Linked DNA regions of Mus musculus: region 1 is linked to region 2. Evidence: chromatin contacts called from ENCODE Hi-C or POLR2A ChIA-PET data. All regions are on one chromosome and are shown on one strand. Each heading gives the region's core, a stretch centred on a gene start or an enhancer-like site at or near the end of the contact. The rest is flanking DNA. Distances are from core to core; before and after follow the strand shown.

Evidence for each region. Hi-C counts contacts between places; a loop is a spot of excess contacts on that map. ChIA-PET counts read pairs that join two places held with the same protein, here RNA polymerase II (POLR2A).
Region 1: a map of left cerebral cortex shows a loop between it and region 2 (2.2-fold over the local background). The contact joins the enhancer-like site here to the promoter of Edar in region 2. A Hi-C loop is called at or near these places in 4 of 37 maps with a recorded cell type or tissue (adrenal gland and left cerebral cortex). POLR2A ChIA-PET finds 5 or more read pairs at or near these places in 1 of 5 experiments (Patski).

Annotation. Positions count from the first base shown.
Region 1 is chr10:58,798,959-58,805,068 of GRCm38, reverse strand. No RefSeq gene overlaps it. Among named protein-coding and RNA genes, the nearest start is that of Sh3rf3, 11 kb to the left of the region's middle. Within about 2 kb of position 3,738, at least 1 of the 3 ENCODE cell types and tissues checked has a DNase peak (open chromatin) inside an H3K27ac peak, as active enhancers do; it is left cerebral cortex, where a contact is called at or near this core.
Region 2 is chr10:58,671,734-58,677,939 of GRCm38, reverse strand. It overlaps Edar (ectodysplasin-A receptor), which reads left to right and starts at 2,244. Exons shown (of 12, transcript NM_010100.3): 1 at 2,244-2,484. It overlaps Gm36158 (a long non-coding RNA gene), which reads left to right. Exons shown (of 3, transcript XR_380458.1): 3 at 251-559.

The sequences.
Region 1 (6,110 bases), core at 2,489-4,988, 130 kb before region 2:
CTCCAGGCTATTTGCTTCTGCTCTGCTTTTCTTCTTCCTCCTTCTCTTCATCCTCTTCTTCTTCTATTTTCTTTCCTCTTCTCTCTCCTCAACCTTCCGCTCCACCTTCCCTTTATCTGCCCAATCATCAGCTCTCCTTTATTTTACAAATTAAGGTAGGAAGAAGGTTTACAGGAAATCACCTGAGTGCTGACTCATTCCTTGTTCACAACCCCTCACAGGAGAACAGAATGAACATCAAATATAATTAGCCCCGGGGCTATCCACAACACAAACCTGTGAGGGTAGGAAAGAGGCGGGGACCTTGACGGAGTTGCGGTGGGGATGAATATGATCATTGTTCAAGATCAAAACACACTGGTTCGAAATTCACAAGGAATAGATTTTTTTTAAAGGGGGTTTTGGGTGAGGAAGGGTCTCAGAGATATTTCTCAAAGCCAGCTCAGGGACATTTGTGTATTTGATGGCCCTCACAAGAGAAGAATCATAAATGGTAACCAAGGTGACCATAGAGGCACAGCATGAAACTTGAGACTGTCACTTGTGGAGAAAATAGTGTCTGTATGGATGTGGCACCTGTCGATAATAAAGTTGATGACCTATAGTGTAGGCTGAAAGGATTCTGGGATAGTGCCAGGCACAGGAGATTCATAGGTAACCAGCCACAGGACAGAAGGAAGATTAAATAAATGGGTCAAGTTGTGATCTAGTCAGAGAAGAGTCTAGCTATATGGCCAAAGTATTTTTAAATATATTTTGAGTCTGAATTTTATTTCTGGGAGCATGGGGTTGGGAGAAAGAATCACCTAACTTCTAGAGTCACTCATCAGCCTTTCACACCACAGGCTCTGAAGCAGTGAGGTAGACACCCACCTGGACTGGGACATGGCCAGTGGTAATCAGGTGTCCTTTTCATCACCCATAAATGACAGCCTGCTTCAAGATGAGATGTCAAGGATTCAAAGTGTTCTCCCACATACTGGGCCTAGTATAGATCTTTTGGGAATTTTACCCAATCTGCATTCTCTAAGCAACTGGAAATCTGGTCCCATGGCCATATGGCCCTCTAAGTTTTAAATAGTGACCCTTTGGGTTGGTTTTTTTGGAGGAAAAAAAAATCTCTGCTGGACCTGGCATTACCTTGCCTGCCCTGTAGACTTTTGCATACGCAGAACTGTGGTGATATTTGTAGGACTTATCATAAGATCCTAGGATTAAATTTTTAGTTAACTATTTCCGTACAGTGGCACCATTTGATTTGCTCATAAACTCGTCCTTTGGACAGGACTCAGTGGGGATAGCTTGTCTGGCCTCTGCTCTGATGGACTGGTGACTGAGATCACAGGCACACATGTCTGGCAGAGGATACTGGTTGGTCTTTGCTGGGGTCACCAACTGACGGAGAAGACATGCTGCCTCATAGAGTGGTGGTATTTTTAGCATGAAGTCTTCAGGCAGTAACTACATAGCTAACTGTGCTAGTGCATTTATAGTCGTTGCTGTAAAAAGCCAATCTCAAGTTTTCTGGAATTTATACTAATGCAAGTTGATTCTGAATCCTTGCTAATTTGGGTATCATGGCTATTTTGACACAGCAGGGTCTACAGCCTTGTCCTGCTACTGCCTGGAACCTCAGCTTCCCACAAGAAACTGAACACATACACAGACCAGGCCATGTGACACTGCTACTCTCTTCTCCTAATGTGAGCTAGCCGACTAGTGTCACCTGGATCCAGGAAGGCACACACAGCTACCTCCTAAGACAGCTCCATAAACAGAGGCAGAAGTAGGAACTTCGAATCCGATGAATCAGATTGCACACTGCTCACATTGGTTAGGAAGTTGGATCAATAATCTTTAAGGACCCTGCAATGCTAAGGTTCTATACTTCTAGCGATATCATCTTTAAATTCTAAGCACACCCAAGATGGGGCGGGGAACTGGAAGGACATGCATGCCCTTTGATACTAAGCATTATTTTTAGCGGATGATGAGATGGCTGTGTCTTGTGATTTGGGAGAGAGCTCCCAGATACTGTGCTCTTGTTAGGAACATGGTGATGTTGGAAGGATGCTAAATTTCAGTGACAAGAAATTCTGACTGCAATAGTGGCTCAGAGACTTATAGTTCCGGGCACCTAACTCTGGAGCAGCTTTGCCTACTCACAAAGCTAGTTTTGCACGTCAGGAAGGTAAACGGAAGCCATGCATCCCAGGACGATGAACATCCGGACAACTGGTCAACTAGAATTGTACTTACAATGTACTAACTTCTGCTTTGTGGATGTGCCTATGTGTGTTTGACCCCAGTATATCCTCTGTAACCTCCAGCAATGTGTGAAGAGAGATCTAGAGATGGAGGTGAGATAGGAAAAGTGCCTCTAAGAGCTGAAGGGAGAAGCATGTGGGGCCCCCTCAGAGGTGAATGTCTTCTATTCACTTCTATTCTACTCAGTCTGTTCTAAACAAGACCTGGCACAAATCCCAGGGTTTTCGGATCTGTACTGAACTTCCCATATTTGGAATAGCAGAATCTAAAGATCAAGAGTTGTTTTTATAGCAAGAAGAACATAAGGGGAAATGGAAGAATTGCTGCATGACCATTATCTCATGGAGAGAAAATTAATTCAGTGTCCTTTTAACATTACATAATTGCAGCTGAATTAGTGCAACCAAGTCTTAATGTATTGGTTTAAGTTAAATGTAATTTTTATCACATTTATGAAGTCTTGTTTTACCTATAAAGGATGATGGAATAATAAGTATTCATATCGTATAAAGAGAATGTATAATTTTATTAGTCAGCAAAGCATTGCATTTGATGAAAACAATTTAATTTAATTTAATTTGCAATAAATAACTGGTTGTTAACACTCTGTTGGTATTCTTGGACTTCCTGTGTCTGCGTGCCTTTGAGTAATGGCTTGCCTGTGTTTACCTGGGTTATCTATAATTAAATACAAAAGCCATTTCAAAATGCCATTAAAGTTCTGAGTTAAATTCACATTTGCAATGAGATTCAGACTCGGTTCCCTCTTTGCTTTTAGCTCCCATAGTTACCCGTACCTTGTATCATAGGGAAGGGAGCATAGGGTTAAATCCTATGCAATGAAGTAAGTTTCTGAACAATTATTCCCAGTTTTTAGTAACAAAACAACAAACCTCAGAAAGGTGCCTGTGCCCTTCAGGTTAATTTCTTCATTCATTCATTTCTTACAGCCAGGCACATTCAGTCCTGATGCCTTTGGAGAACCTGAGGCTACACAGATAAGAATACCTGGTTTGCTCTACTCTACTTTCCTCCTCTAGGTAGATTGCTCTATTAAAAGACACCTTTACAGACCAGGTTAGCACATTTTGACCCAGGTCGGCAATCTTGTTCAAAAGCACAATGCATATCTTAAATCTCTTTTGTTTTTGTTCCCAACTGGTGGTTCCTAGACCCTTCATCGGGGAAATGGGTATGCACAATGGCTCCCTCGTACACAGAAAGCACTTTGAAGAGTATCTAGCAAACAGCAAGCATTTTGATACCTGTAACCTGTTTTCTAGCACATTTATAATGGCTTCCATGTTAAGGCTCTCACCAAAGCTAGATCTGAGCTGCCTGCCTTTCTTTGCTTTGCAAGCTGCTGCCTTCCGGCCCACGACAGCTGCCCCGCCGGCCCCCAAAGCAGGCTGCTAGGCATTGTGGGCCTAAGCCCAGCACAGCGAATACATAGCTGGTCCTCCATAAATAATTCCCTCCTTCCCTCGGTCACGCAGCTTGCAGGGGTGCTCTTTTCGCAAACCATTTCTGCCCCCACCCCCCCAGGCTTCGTCCCTTTAAAAAGAGCTGAGTGTTTCACGAGATTCTTCGCTGTGTTTATTCTGCTTGGCCTTCGAAGTCGTGTTCCCTCCCGAACTCCATTATTAGAACAAAGCAACACGTTAAGTAATTACCGAAAGGCTTTGGTTTCGCTCAGCGTCATTGTTACTTCTTAACACGTCTCCCAAAATGAAAAGCTCTTGAATGGCTTTTCTCAGCTGACAGGCTCGCCCACGGGCTCTGATGGGTTTTGAGAAACTATAGCTCCAGATCTCTACAGCTATTATTCTTGACTCCAATTGTCGAGTCAAGTAAGGAAAAAAAAAAAAATTAAGTGCTCCTCTACCTTCATTAAGCCATCGGGGTATTTTGTGATCAAGAAAACTTTAGCAGGATATTTCATTTCACTCTGAAGAGCTTTTATTTTCATTTCATTCTTTTCTAATTTTACTTATCCTTTCACAAGCCATGCTTATTTGCATTTCTAATGTATCTTCATCGTCTGCCCCCCATTATCTCTCATCTGTTTCCCCTACCAGTGAACCCCCTCTTCATTTCAGCCAATGCACCCACCCCCAGTTTCAAGCCTTTAGTTTGTTTATTTTCGTGACTTTACGCACACTTCACTGTGCTCTGTAAAATCCGAGATCCGAGTTATCAACAATTACCCATCTCATGCCCTGTTTGTGAGCCAGGGGATATGCTGCCCACCAGTATCAGTAGCCCTAGTGACCAGGAAGCTGGTCAGCCTGATGTGTGCCTATGACAGTGTTGTTGAGCACATGTACGAGCCCATCTATGATAGCTGTGTGATACAGGGACTCCAAATTTCCAAAAGGAGATGCGAAAGACCAAACAACCATAAAAGAACCCTTCCCCATCTTAACAGGCTCTTTCCCAATTTTTCAATCGTTCTTTTGTCTAATCTACCTCTAGATCAGCTGGCCAGTAGTAGTGTGGTGAATTTGCTGAAACACATGAACCCATGTGCACACATATACACACGAAATCCTGGTTCCGCTTGAAATATAGGAAGCTAAAGAGGGAGTTCTGCATTTTAACCACGAGGCCACAACAACAGCTAAATAAGCAACAGGGTTGTGTGTCCTGGGTCCATAAAAGGTTCAAGATGTAAAACAGGCAGATGGAGCACTGTCTTAGGAAGAACAGGCTCACCAAGAAGAGATGGCTCCAGCATTGGCTAGCCTGGGGCAGGTGCTAGCCACTTCAGCAGTGCTGAAGGTGAGCATGAGCTGCCCAGAGTATGCAAGTCCAGGGGCATTCTGTCTGTTTGAAGACACTCTTCCGTCTTAGTCAGGGTTTCTATTCCTGCACAAACATCATGACCAAGAAGCAAGTTGGGGAGGAAAGGGTTTATTCAGCTTACACTTCCACATTGCTGTTCATCACCAAAGGAAGTCAGGACTGGAACTCAAGCAGGTCAGGAAGCAGGAGCTGATACAGAGGCCCTGGAGAGATGTTTCTTACTGGCTTGCTTCCCCTGGCTTGCTCAGCCTGCTTTCTTATAAAACCCAAAACTACCAGCCCAGGGATGGCACCACCCACAATGGGCCCTCCCACCCTTGTTCACTAATTGAGAAAATGCCTTAGAGCTGGATCTCATAGAGGCTCCTTACTCTGTGACAACTCCAGTTGTGTCAAGTTGACGTACAAAACCAGCCAGTACACTCTTCCAACCTCCTATTATTTACACAGTAGTGACAACAACCCTGGGGAAAGGGTCCCGGCACTGCAGCCACCAAGGAAAGGACAGTAAGCATGCCTGAGTCTTTGTCCTATCCAGGCCCCTCTCCCTCAGAGAAAAAGCTTTGACTTCTTAGGCCAGGGCAACACACTTGGTGGTACTCGGTGTCCTGGCGTAAATCCCACTATAGCTATGTCACAAGAACTAAAGTCCTCGTTGATGGTGACACAAGACCATCCCCATGCCAAAGGGGCACAGTCCCTATGAAGATGGCCTCTGTGGAATCACACTGTCCCCACTACTGGCAGTCAATAGCCTGCAGGGCTGGTGACAGACTCCTTGTGGCCCAGAGGAAAAAAAAATGAAACTGAGAGAGAAGCCACCACGGAGAATAACCTTTTGAACAATCTCTCCAAACATAGGATAGCACCCTAGGACTCAGAGCACTGCCCAGGGAGAGATCCCAGCACCAATAGCCCATACACAGTTCCTGTTCAGGTTACCTCTCTTTGTCTTATCTGTGTATATGGATCTAAGGCAATTCGCTAAATAAAACAACTTTGAAAATCCAAACATACAAAAATAAAGCTAGAGAAAC
Region 2 (6,206 bases), core at 995-3,494:
AGTCTCGTGAATCTCCATAGCCGATGTGATGTGATGTGATGTGATGTGATGTGATGTGATGTGATGTGATGTGATGTGATGTGATGTGATGTGATGTGGTGGCACAATAGAGCTAAGCTCTGGGACCCCTCCAACACTGTACCCCACAGCCTACCATGCATCTGCACGCAAGTGCTGAAAAGGGCAGCCCAGCCTGGGCTAAGTTATCTATATCAAGCATATGTTCTAAATTATACCACTTTCTCCACAGCACCGTTTGACCAACCATGGTCCACAGTCTTGACTCATGTCCTCATTTCCACATACGATGAAGATCTGTGGCTGTTTTTATGTCCATCTTCCAGAAAGTATTCAAAACAGAGAACAATGAATATTCCAAGCTTCTAAATGACTCAGATAAGCAATGACTTCTCTGGCTTCATTTTCTCAATGTGTTGAATTAATTTGTCCATACATTCTGATTTGGGTAAAAGGACCATGGAGACTTCACATTGATCATCTGTAGTGTGGCAAAGGCCAGCTCTGCTTTCTAGTTCTTATCATTTTGTGCATATTCTTCTCTCCCTCCACCTCTCCTGTCTTTTGGCAGCGGCAATGTTGTCTGTCTCACACTCTAAGTTTAAAGGCATTACTTAATGTCCAATAGAAAATAAAAGTAACAGCTAAAATTAAATCTATGTCCTCAGATACACCTCTCAAAATAACAAGTGCACTCCACAGGGAAGACTAGCTCAGTAGCTTGCATTGGATTCCCCGATGTGATAAACTTCCATTTATTACTAACTCACTGTAGGTTCAGCCTGGGGAACGTAGCTAACCAAGCCTGAACACTCAAGGGCGCCTGCACTGTCTGGATGAGTTGTCCACACTGGTCAGCAAGCTAAGAAAAGAGCATTGTGCTTTCCCACAGCAATAATCATTAAGTTCAGGATCCTCGGCCTAAGCCTGTACTCTGCCATCTGTCTCTCTACTGAGAGTCCTGCTTTCTCCAGTGTATCTAAGGCAGAGGGAACAGGACGGGAGCAGAGTATATAGAAGGCTCCACTCCTAGGCTGGCTTGCCAGCAATTGCCTTTAGTCCCAGCTCCTGGGAAGCAGAGGCAGGTAGGTCTATGCGAGTTAGAGACCAGCCTGGTCTACAAACCAAGTTCCAGGATCACTAAGGCTGTTACACAGAGAAACCCTGTTTCCAAAAAAACAAAGAGGTGGAGGAGGAGGCGGGAGATGAAGAAAAGAGGTAAGGAAGAGGAGGAGGAAGAAGAGAAGGAAGATGAGGAGAAAGAAGGAAGAAGGAGAAAGAGAAGGAAGGAGGAGGAAGAAGAAAGAAAATAAGGAGGAAGAGGAGGAGGAGAAGCAGAAGAAGGAGGAGGAAGAGAAGGAGGAGGAAGAGAACAACAACAACAACCTGTTGTTTCCACTCCTTACTGTGGCGGGGGACCATGAGGTTGAGGGAGAAAGGAATGAGGCTGTTACATTCTTTTAAGGCTGGGTGTTTTCCAGATAACTTATTTTTTGAAAGAGAATTGATCAATACCAAAAGGTTTGCATTTAACGTTTCCTTGCTATCAAATCACATGGGGTATATGAGGTTATCGGAGCATATATAGTTATCTGGAAATGTAAAGGATACATAGGGCTATCAAGAGTTCTGTGAGGTATGTGCACGTCTCTGGAGTGGTAGAGTCTGTATTTATATGAGGCACATACTGTAGTTACAAGAGTTAGATATGTTTATCTGAACTTGTCTGGAGCCTATATTGAGTTACCTGGAATGACATGGAGAGAAGATGTTGAGGAGAAAATGGTGACTCAAATCTGTGGTGAGCAGGAGAGAGATTGGAAATATGTACAAGTGTATTCCAGGCTGCATGAAGGAGCGTGAATGGATACAGCAGTATTCATCATACCTATAACCATCTTGTGGGGAAGGGGGCTGTGCTTAAGTTCTGATTAATGATAACTTAATGCAAATTTCATCTTTCATTATTCTTGTGCCCAAAGGCCCAACTTGCTTTGATAGAAGCAAGACCCCCACGCACTCCAAAAGGAAAAACCTCAATGCTTTTTACACATTCCAGCTTGTCCCTTAAGGGGCAGGAAGTCCTGTGGAGCCAGGTGCACTCAGCGGCAGAGCCTGAGGCTGTGCCCAGGCTCCTGCACTGCCGATGCCTGGCGCGGCCTCTAGGTGGCGCGGGTGGGTTTGAAGCGAGGGGCCTCCTCTCCGCTCGACTGTTTGTAAACTCGCAGTCCAGACCGGGAACAGTCAAGAGCGAGTTCCCGGGAGCCCTTCAAAATAGAAAGTTAGTTGCGCTGGCAGCAGAGGTGTGCCTGGCCGCTGTCACCCGGCTGGCCCCAGGATTGTGGAGCTCTGCTTTTGAGAGGACACCGACGGACGCCTGTGAAGCCTGCCCCCCATCCCTTACCTGCTCGCCTTCTCCGTAGACCCATCTTCTGCTGGGAAAAGCTAACCTCATTCGGGTACCAGGTAAACCTTGGTTCTTTCACTTCTGGTTTTCCGTATTCTTCAACTGTGGACGAAACCGAGGTGTCCTTGGCTAGGAAGGATCTCGGGTACATTTTTGAAATGCATGTCATTTTTGGGTTGCGTTTGGACAAGCGTTACTGATTACTTGTGTGTCTGTCTGTGCTACAAGTTCACAGGCTTGAGGTTGTTTCTTTGTTTTGAAGAAAATATCAGAAAACTCATTCCGCTGTTGAGTGCGCTTTGGTTAGAGTGCCAAACTGTGCGTCACAGACAGTACTTGTGCTACTAAAACACGTGTTGCCATCTGGGGAGAGGACCGGAGTTTCTCCAACTCGCTCACAGAAGAAGGCAAGAGGCACCTGGGACTTTAGTGGCATTCGTCACCTGCCTCTACCCAGAGTAGCTCATTGTCTTAAGAGGCCATTCAGGCAGGCTTCCAATCAAGTCTGAGACCCAATGCCATAGTCCTATGTTGTCGGAGAAGAGGAAGAGAGTGTGTTAGATAGGTCTTTGTGACACTTGAGGTTTTCATTTCTAGCCAAAGGTTCCTTTAGTGTTCCGAGGCATCTGGGGTAGAAGGGCCTCATGCAGAGAGTAGAGTTGGATTTTTCAGCCTTTGCGGTAAGAAACTCCTGCAAGGCAAAATGTGTGATCTCAGGGCAGATGGGGCAGCAGGTGAGGTCACTGCTGGAGTATCCACATCACCAGGGGACAGCTAAAGCAAGAGAGGTGACAAGGGCCAAAGACCTGGTCAGTCAGGTTGCTAGACAGTCAGTGGGAAACAGTCCCCCTTTTCAAGACTGAAATCATAGTTGAGAGAGAGAGAGAGGTGGTGGAGTGTGGCAGGGCCAACTTCTTCTTTACTTCTTCTGGGGCCCCTACCTTGCTGTTTTGAAGTGGCACCTGGGTACACCTTCAAATGCAGAGTGAAACTGAGGTTTGTTCAAAGTATCAAAGAGTCAAGAGGGCATAAAAGGACAGAGAAGTCCCGATGTACAACAGACATTCTAGGTCATGATCGCTTAAAACCTTTAAAGATATGTTTTGAGAGAGTGGCTTACGAGGACTTAACGTTAGGAAGTGTCCCAAGAGACCGCCCCCACATAAGCACCCTCCCTGGAGATGACAGCAGGATGAGGGGGGTCTCCTCTCAGCATTCATTCCTCTGTCCACTTATGATGCTGTTGTTGGAGGCTGTCCTAGGTTGCATTCTTTGGGAGGAAAAACTAAACAGAAACTTACTGAAGTAATATGCCTACTCTCTGCTCACTGTCTGTCTGTCCTCTCTGGTCACTGTCTGTCTGTCCTCTCTGGTCACTGTCTGTCTGTTCCGTTGTTTGGGGCTTGCTGTCATTGTCTCGTTTTGGTGTCTGCTGAAAAGATGTATAGAGGATCCCCCAGAGATTCTTTATAATGCTGTACAAATGATTGACAGTTGTACAATTCAATAGAAATTGTACTTCGAGTTTTGAATTTGAATCTTATCCCTGGCCGGTGATTCGCTTGTTTCTGGATGCTGGCCAGCAGCGGGGACCAGCTATAGTTCTCCAGAGTAGGTAGGGAAGGGTGACAGTTGACCGTCTGCAGTGTGCTGTGCTGCCCAGCCATGAAACTCAGCAGTTACATGAAGGAAGGGTGGGGAAGTGTTAAATAATAGTTTCTATTTTCTGTGAGTCTTTTGAGAGCCATTGTATTTGTGACGATCCGTCTGAGATCTCTTTACATCCAGCTCAGTGCTGCCACCGTGAGGCCACCCCATATTTGCTACCCACTGTCCGTAGGGGACAAACCCAGGCTGATTGTTTTAACTCTGGGGCATCTTCTAATGAAAGGTCCCTTAGGTCCCAAGGGGTCATACAGAAGGCAGGTCGCTCACATCCCTTTCTGGGACCATGAGAGTGTGTTCTGTGGTTTCTAAAGAATGGAATTTACTCTCAAGGAAAGGCCCGGGAACCCAGCTTCAAAGACTTAAGCAAATCTGAAAGTCAAATACGGGAGCTGTAAACAGGATGGCGTTTTGGCGGCCAGCCCCACTGCTTAAATGGCTCAGCCCTAGGCTGGCTTGGTTTTCCCTTACCTCCCCTGGCCTGCCCAGCAGCTTGGTGCATGTACAACCCTTAACAGCTCCGCTCTGGCCTCTGTTCCCTCAATTATCCTAGATGGCACCTGCCTCCCTGTGTGCTTTGATGCAGTTTTAGGTTTTGCATTAGCTAATTCCACTCACCAATAGCATCATTAATTAGCCCACATTAAACTCACTTAGCAATTAGGAAACAAAAGCGCCAGCCATTCACCTCCGTCACTCACCTACCAGGCAGTCCTTAAACTTGAACATTTTAGGCAAGGCTTTTATTTGATCTACAGGATCATTTTTTTTTCTTTTTTAATTAAGCAAAGAGTTCTGGGGAGATGGCTTGAGTGGATAATTCGCTTGCTACACAGCTCAAAGACCAGCATTCAGATCCCCAGGACCCAGATGAAAGCCTGGTGGAGTGGAAGCAGGGGAGTCTCTGGGGCAATAGCTAGACTGCTTGAATAATGAGCTCTGGATTCAGCAAGGAGCCGAGGGTGGGGGGCCGGGGGTGTGGGGTGGCTTTAGTAAATAGAGAACCACATCAGCCTCTGGCCTTTGTGCACTTGCACACATGAGTGCTCTCACACATTAGCATTTTTCTGCATGTCCTCCACGTTTTCTATGGGTCTGAGGATCGGAGAAGTTCTTGGACTTGCCTGAAGCCACACAGCTAACAATGACCACGAGAACACTAATTACTGTGTTGGACTGAGCTCAGCATGGAGAGGCACCGGGATGATCATGGAGCTTGTAACTGGGATTTGGGTTGGGATGAGAGCTTTCGTCTTCTGCCTGGGAGGAGACCAGCAATGCCAACCACCAGTGCTGGAGTGAGCAACTCCCAGCTTCATACATTTTTAGTTGCCATGGTAATGACATCCCCCTCCCCCCCCATCACACACTTCCTCTCACATCCTGTCCTGATCACATGGAGGCCCAAGAAACCACTGAAGTTCTGAACTTGGTGAGCCATTGTGAAAACGGCTTGGTCACTGAAGAAAGATTAGAGAATTTTGAGCTTTTAATAGCTCAAGAGAAAAGCCATCAGCTATAGGTAAATGCAGATTGCCATAGTATGATCAATAACTACGAGAAAAATTCAAAATGGATTGGGGTTCAAGCATCCCAGTTCCGTGGCTTCTGTGAATACAAATAAATGAGACCTTGCTATATTTAATTTCCAATACTTGTTCACTTGAGTGTCACAAGGACTTACTCCGAGTGGTTAGCCCTGTCTAATCAAAGCAAGGAGACAGCTTTGTCCTGGGGTTTGGAGGGGTGAGCCATTCATTTAGTGAGTATTTAGAGAATGTCTTAGTTAGGGTTTCTGATACTGTGAAGAGACACCATGATCACAGCAACTCTTATAAAGGACAGCATTTCATTGGTCTGGCTTACAGTTCAGAGGTTTAGTCCATTATAGTTATGGCAGGAAGCATGGTGGCATATAGACAGACATGGTGCTGGAGAGAGAGAGATGAAGAGTTCTACATTCAGATCCCAAAAGCAGCTGAAAGACAAAGTGAACCATTAGGCCCTGCTTGAACTTCTGGCTCATTTATATCAAAGCTATCCTAATCACACATTGGGGCTAAGGGCTGGTCACTCATTGACGCAACCTAGGTTACTGGGCAAACCAGCCTCAACT